2 separate regions of the Mus musculus genome follow, and region 1 is linked to region 2. A link is a contact called in ENCODE POLR2A ChIA-PET data. All regions are on one chromosome and are shown on one strand. The core of a region is the stretch at or near the end of the contact, and the rest is flanking DNA. Distances in the headings are between cores, read along the strand shown. Region 1 holds the start of Cdca3 (cell division cycle associated 3). Region 2 holds the start of Grcc10 (gene rich cluster, C10 gene).

Region 1 (2,700 bases), core at 9-2,508, 89 kb before region 2:
ATCTGGGTCTTGTGCCTGTTTGAGACCGTTCAGCTGTTCTGCTGGTAGGCTTGGCTGTGGAGAGCTCTCTACCTGTCAATACCACAGGTTAGAATAAGTCTGGGCCCTGGGCTGGAGAGATGGCTCAGCGGTTAAGAGCACTGGCTGTTCTTCCAGAGGTCCTGAGTTCAATTCCCAGCAACCACATGGTGGTTCACAACCATCTGTAATGGGATCTGATGCCCTCTTCTGGTGTGTCTGAAGACAGCAACAGGGTACTCATATACAAAATAAATAAATAAATCTTTAAAAAAAAAAAAAAGTCTGGGCCCTGACCTTTATCTCCTCCCCATATTTCTAGCCAGACCTGCGACTGCCCAGTGCAGGTTAAAGAATGCAGAAAGTTGCCAGGCACGGTAATGGCACATGCCTTTTATCTCAGTACTTGGGAGGCAGGAGGATCTCTATATGTTTGAGGCCAACCTGGTCTCCATTGTGACAGGGCTACATGGTGAGACCCCGTCTTTAAAAAAAAAAAAAAAAAAAAAAGGCAGAAAGTCAGCTAATGAAAAAAGAGATCATGTATTTGAAAGACAGCAAGGAGGGGTATACGGAAGGGTTTGGAGGGAGGGACAGGCAGATATGACAAGATTATATTAGAGCCTCAAAAATAAATAATAAAAGGGGGAGGGATGGAGAAAGTAGGGTTCCAGTGGCAGTGGGAATGAGGGCTCATGTAAACAAGCTAGGCAGAGGCCCGCATCCAGACAGCCTCCCTGCATTCCCCAGCCCAGCCCAGTATACCTGAATAGGAGTGCGCTGGATGCCAGCACTAGGTGAACGAGGGTCTGCTACTCGAGCCACTTGCTTGTTGCGTGGCAGAGGCCGTGCTGGAGTGCCTGAGACGCTCTGAGTCGAACCCATCTCCACTGGGGCTGGGGACGGGGCCCGGCTGTGCAGATGCAGAGGAAGGGACGTCCGTCAGAAGAGACTCAGAGCTTACTGCTTCCGTGTCGGACCTCTGACCCCATACCCACCCGATCTTCCCAGCTTCCAGCAGAGGAACCTCCGGGTCGCTAGCCCAGAGAACTCTGCAAGGATAACGAATGGAGATTTTTAACAGAGCAGTCAGGTCTGCGGGAGCCTTCGTATTTAACCACTAATTCATTCACATTACTTACCGGGCCCCAGCTCGACCTCTGCCCGAACACCAGCTAGAGAAATAACTCCCAAAGCCCGGAGTTTCAAACTTCCCTCCACGCCCCCTGCCCCGACCCTATTGGCTAAGCCGAAGCAGACTCTCATAGGCCAGTTGTGGAAAATGCGCCTTCCGGAGCAGAAAGCCATTGGTCTGAAGGATGTCTATCATGAGGACTGGCCAATGGGCTGAGGACTGGCTTGCCCTCCGGTGGTGGCTCCGTGAGCTGGGGACTTTTGTTTAGTATCAGCCTGACAGCGGTGGACTTGATGGGTGCCACTCGGCCTTTCTGTTTCATTAAACAAAATAGAATGAGTTATCAGACTGTATGCACAAAGCCAGCTGGAGACGGAGTTAATATGGTTTGTCTAAAGCGAAACAGCCATCCTTATTGGTTGACGGAGTTATCACGCATCTCTCAAAATCGCCTCATTGACTACTGCTTTTCAAATACCAAGACAAGTGCTTTCTGATTGGACGAGTCCTTGGCAAAGTTTCAGTAATCAATGCGTTTAAACAATTCACAGTTTCTGCTCTGCACGTAAGGCATTCTAGAGTCCTTGAATCACAGCTCCTGCAACTCCCAGCCCTCCTGGAACCGCCACATGAGCACTTGCCCTGGGAGAGCAGGATTGGTCCTTTCGGCCATCAGTTGTACCCGCGGCGCTTTTTATTGGTATTCGCTGAGTGGGGGCAGAGGGTGGAGCGCCAGGAGGCAGGCTGGGTCCAACTGCCGATCTCGCGCGTCTTGCCTTTAGCGCATGCGCACACTGAGTCGCGCTCATTGGATGCGAGAGACGGAGGGGGGCGGTACTAGGTACAGTGGGAGCTGCTGTGTGAGGAGGAGCTGCTGCCGGTGTCATGGCGGAGCTGAGTGAAGAGGCGCTGCTGTCAGTGTTACCGACGATCCGTGTCCCCAAGGCGGGAGACCGGGTCCATAAAGACGAGTGCGCTTTCTCTTTCGACACGCCGGTAAGCCCATTCCCCACGCCCGCGACGACCACGACTTCCTTCCATTGCCCTGGTCATTCGGCCAGGCCTGCAAACCTTGGGCTACCGCCTCCTTGCGATGCACCCTGGGACTTGTAGTTTTCTCCATACCTCTCTGCTTTTGCTTTTCATTCTCTGTAGCTGTAGTATGACTACCACTCCCGGAAGCTACAGCTCTCGCCTTGCCCACTCCTGGTCTCGTGAAGCATTATGGGCATTGTAGTTGGCCATGTCCCTAGTTCCTATTCTAAGTTCGAATTGTAACCCGTACGGCGAACTACATCCCCCAGGCGACTCCCAGAAAAACCCTTGAATGTGGCCTTGCACGTTGCGCAGGGCTCTCCGGGTTTTGTAGTTTCATGTGGGAGGAGTAGGGGCGACTCCCCGCTGTTCAGGGCAAGGGTTGAGATTGGGAAGGTATGTATCCTGCAGCTTCTAGTCTGGAAGAGGATGCCAATCTGTGAAGAAGTCCGATTTAGAGAAACACTGAGTTAAATAGCCTCCACTAGTGGTTAATTTGGACAGGGGATGAG
Region 2 (2,717 bases), core at 33-2,532:
AGAAGAGAATATCAAATCCCATTACAGATGGTTGTGAGCCACCAAGTGGTTGCTGGGAATTGAACTCAGGACACCTGGAAGAGCAGTCTGTGCTCTTAACCCCCTGAGCCATCTCTTTAACCTGACAAGGCTCTTCTTGATCTTGGATGCTCAGCTATACTTATGGGGTGCCCTGTCCTAGACCTTTAGATTGGGGAGTTCAGGCTCCTGAGGCCGTTCAGAGCAAGAATAGGCGCACAGCAAGCATAAGCAAATCTAAGACCTACTCAGCCCTTGGAAGTACATCACTGACATAATGTGCCACCAGAGTGCTCCAGAGACAGTTTCAGAGATCTGAATCCCTTCTCAGCATAGTTTATGATTTGAAACAGTTAAAGGTGTATAACATGGAGGCCAATAAGATTAGTATTTGTAAAAGATTTACTAATAGTTAGGTGTATGAGCTCATGTCTGCGCTTATGAATGCAAGGCCTCAAAAGAGACCAGAAGCTGTTGGGTCCCTGTAGCTTGGAGTTAGGGCAGTTAGGAATTGCCAAGCAGGGTGAGCCATCTTTGCAACCCCTCTATTTTTAATGAAGCAGGGCCATGGAGCCCAAGCTGGCCTTGAACTTCTCAGCTTTTGTGCTGGTATCACAGAAATGTGGCGCTATGCCCGGTCGGGCCTGATGTTCCAGAGTCTTTGCAGTGTGGGGAACTTGTAAGGATGAGACTACAAGACATCGGGCCACATCGCCTGCCACTACTTAAGTCCGATTCACTTCGGCTTTAGCTCCAAGCCTTTAATCTCGCGAAGCTCTTTTTTTTTTTTTAACAACATAGGAGCTGTGATTGGCTGTTTTCAGCCAATCAGCACTGACTCATTTGCATAGCCTTTACAAGCGGTCACAAACTCAAGAAACGAGCGGTTTTAATAGTCTTTTAGAATATTGTTTATCGAACCGAATAAGGAACTGTGCTTTGTGATTCACATATCAGTGGAGGGGTGTGGAAATGGCACCTTGATCTCACCCTCATCGAAAGTGGAGTTGATGTCCTTCCCTGGCTCGCTACAGACGCACTTCCGCAAGTGTTACAGCTCTTTTAGAATTTGTCTAGCAGGTTTTCTGACTTCGGTCGGAAAACCCCTCCCAATTTCACTGGTCTACAATGAAAGCAAAACAGTTCTCTTCCCCGCTCCCCGGTGTGTGAGAGGGGCTTTGATCCTTCTCTGGTTTCCTAGGAAACGCGTATGTGCTAGAGCCACGCTCTGAGACTTCCGCCTCGTGCGGTCCCGCTTCCTTTCTGCCTCCTCTGGCCTGCATCCGTGGGGGAGGTGGCTGGCTGCAGGGTTCTCCGGATCTCTTCTGTGTTCCCACTACTCAAGCACCGAGTGGCGTTCTATGGCGTCCGCCTCGGCTCAGCCCGCGGCCCTGAGCGCGGAGCAGGCCAAGGGTGAGGAAAGAGCCTAGTCTGGGTGTGGGCCGTCTTCTGGGGGGAGGGCGCGATACTATTCTTTGCCTCTCCAAGTGGGGCCCTTGCCCATTAGGGCGAAGGGTTGGGAGGACAAGCTTATCGGGTTGCTTGCAGGCCTCGGCCCACTAATTCCCTGCCTCTTCCCTCCTCTGGGCTCGCCCGCCGTCCTCCGCGGACCTCTCTGGGATGCTTCCGTCTCGCAGTGGTCCTGGCGGAGGTGATTCAAGCGTTCTCGGCCCCAGAGAATGCCGTGCGCATGGACGAGGCTAGAGACAATGCGTGCAACGATATGGGCAAGATGCTGCAATTTGTGCTGCCCGTAGCCACACAGATCCAACAAGAGGTTATTAAAGCCTATGGCTTCAGCTGCGACGGGGAAGGTGGGTCCCACAGGGCTTGGCAAAGGAATGGACTGGGGGTGGGACGCATGATGATGCCCCCCCCCCCCCCCGATCGATCTTTTTCTCGCCACAGGGCGGCAGTCACATCAAACATTGCCACTCACAGTTCAGGGACTAGACTTAAGCCCCGCCTGAAAAGTTATGGCTCTTGAAGCCAGGCATGGCCACAGTGGCCTTTCATCCCAGCATTTGAGAAGCAGAGGCAGGCAGGTCTCTGAGTTCAAGGCCAGCCTGGTATGTAGGGTGAGGAGTTCCAGGGTAGCCATGGCTATACAAAGAAAACCCTGTCTTGAAAAAACAAAAACCCACCAAACAAAAGTTCTGGCTCTAGAGTCCAAAGCCCTACATAGGCAAGTGTTTCTCCATGGCCCTCGAACTTCCCAGCTCTCCCCGAGTCAGGATCGCAGTAAGTTGCCCAGAATGGCCTTGAACCAGAGACCCACCTTTCTCAGCCTTTTGAGTAAGTGACAGGCTTGAGTCACTGGGCCCAGCTCTAACCTGAACTCTCTCGTGTACCTGAACTCTTTCTTGTCTGCCTTTTGGCTAATAGGTTTGGTGTGGCAGGTTGAGCCCTCTCTTCCCAAGGACAGTTGTTTATTAATTTTGTGTTTGTTTGTTTGTTTGTTTGTTTGTTAGCTAGCCAGGACTACCAGGGAGTCTCTTTCAAATCAGGCTGCTTGAGGCTAAGCTGCTGAACGTGGTTCACCCGAGACTGAAAACATAATGCTTTTTAATTTTTTGTTTGTTTGTTTGAGACAGGGTTTCTCTGTGTAGCCCTGGCTATCTTGGAACTCAATCTGTAGACCAGGCAGGCCTCGAACTCAAGAGACCCACCTACCTCTGCCTCCCGAGTGCTGGGATTAA

Evidence for each region. ChIA-PET counts read pairs that join two places held with the same protein, here RNA polymerase II (POLR2A).
Region 1: POLR2A ChIA-PET joins it to region 2 with 138 read pairs in embryonic stem cell. The contact joins the promoter of Cdca3 here to the promoter of Grcc10 in region 2. POLR2A ChIA-PET finds 5 or more read pairs at or near these places in 4 of 5 experiments (Patski and embryonic stem cell).

Annotation. Positions count from the first base shown.
Region 1 is chr6:124,828,734-124,831,433 of GRCm38, reverse strand. Cdca3 (cell division cycle associated 3) reads right to left here and starts at 1,258. Exons shown (of 6, transcript NM_013538.5): 1 at 1,161-1,258; 2 at 784-931; 3 at 1-72. The coding sequence starts at 903. Usp5 (ubiquitin specific peptidase 5 (isopeptidase T)) reads left to right here and starts at 1,950. Exons shown (of 20, transcript NM_001326594.1): 1 at 1,950-2,149. The coding sequence starts at 2,039.
Region 2 is chr6:124,739,634-124,742,350 of GRCm38, reverse strand. Grcc10 (gene rich cluster, C10 gene) reads left to right here and starts at 1,282. Exons shown (of 3, transcript NM_013535.2): 1 at 1,282-1,431; 2 at 1,656-1,832. The coding sequence starts at 1,380. It overlaps Rnu7 (U7 small nuclear RNA), which reads left to right and starts at 1,065; the gene lies at 1,065-1,126.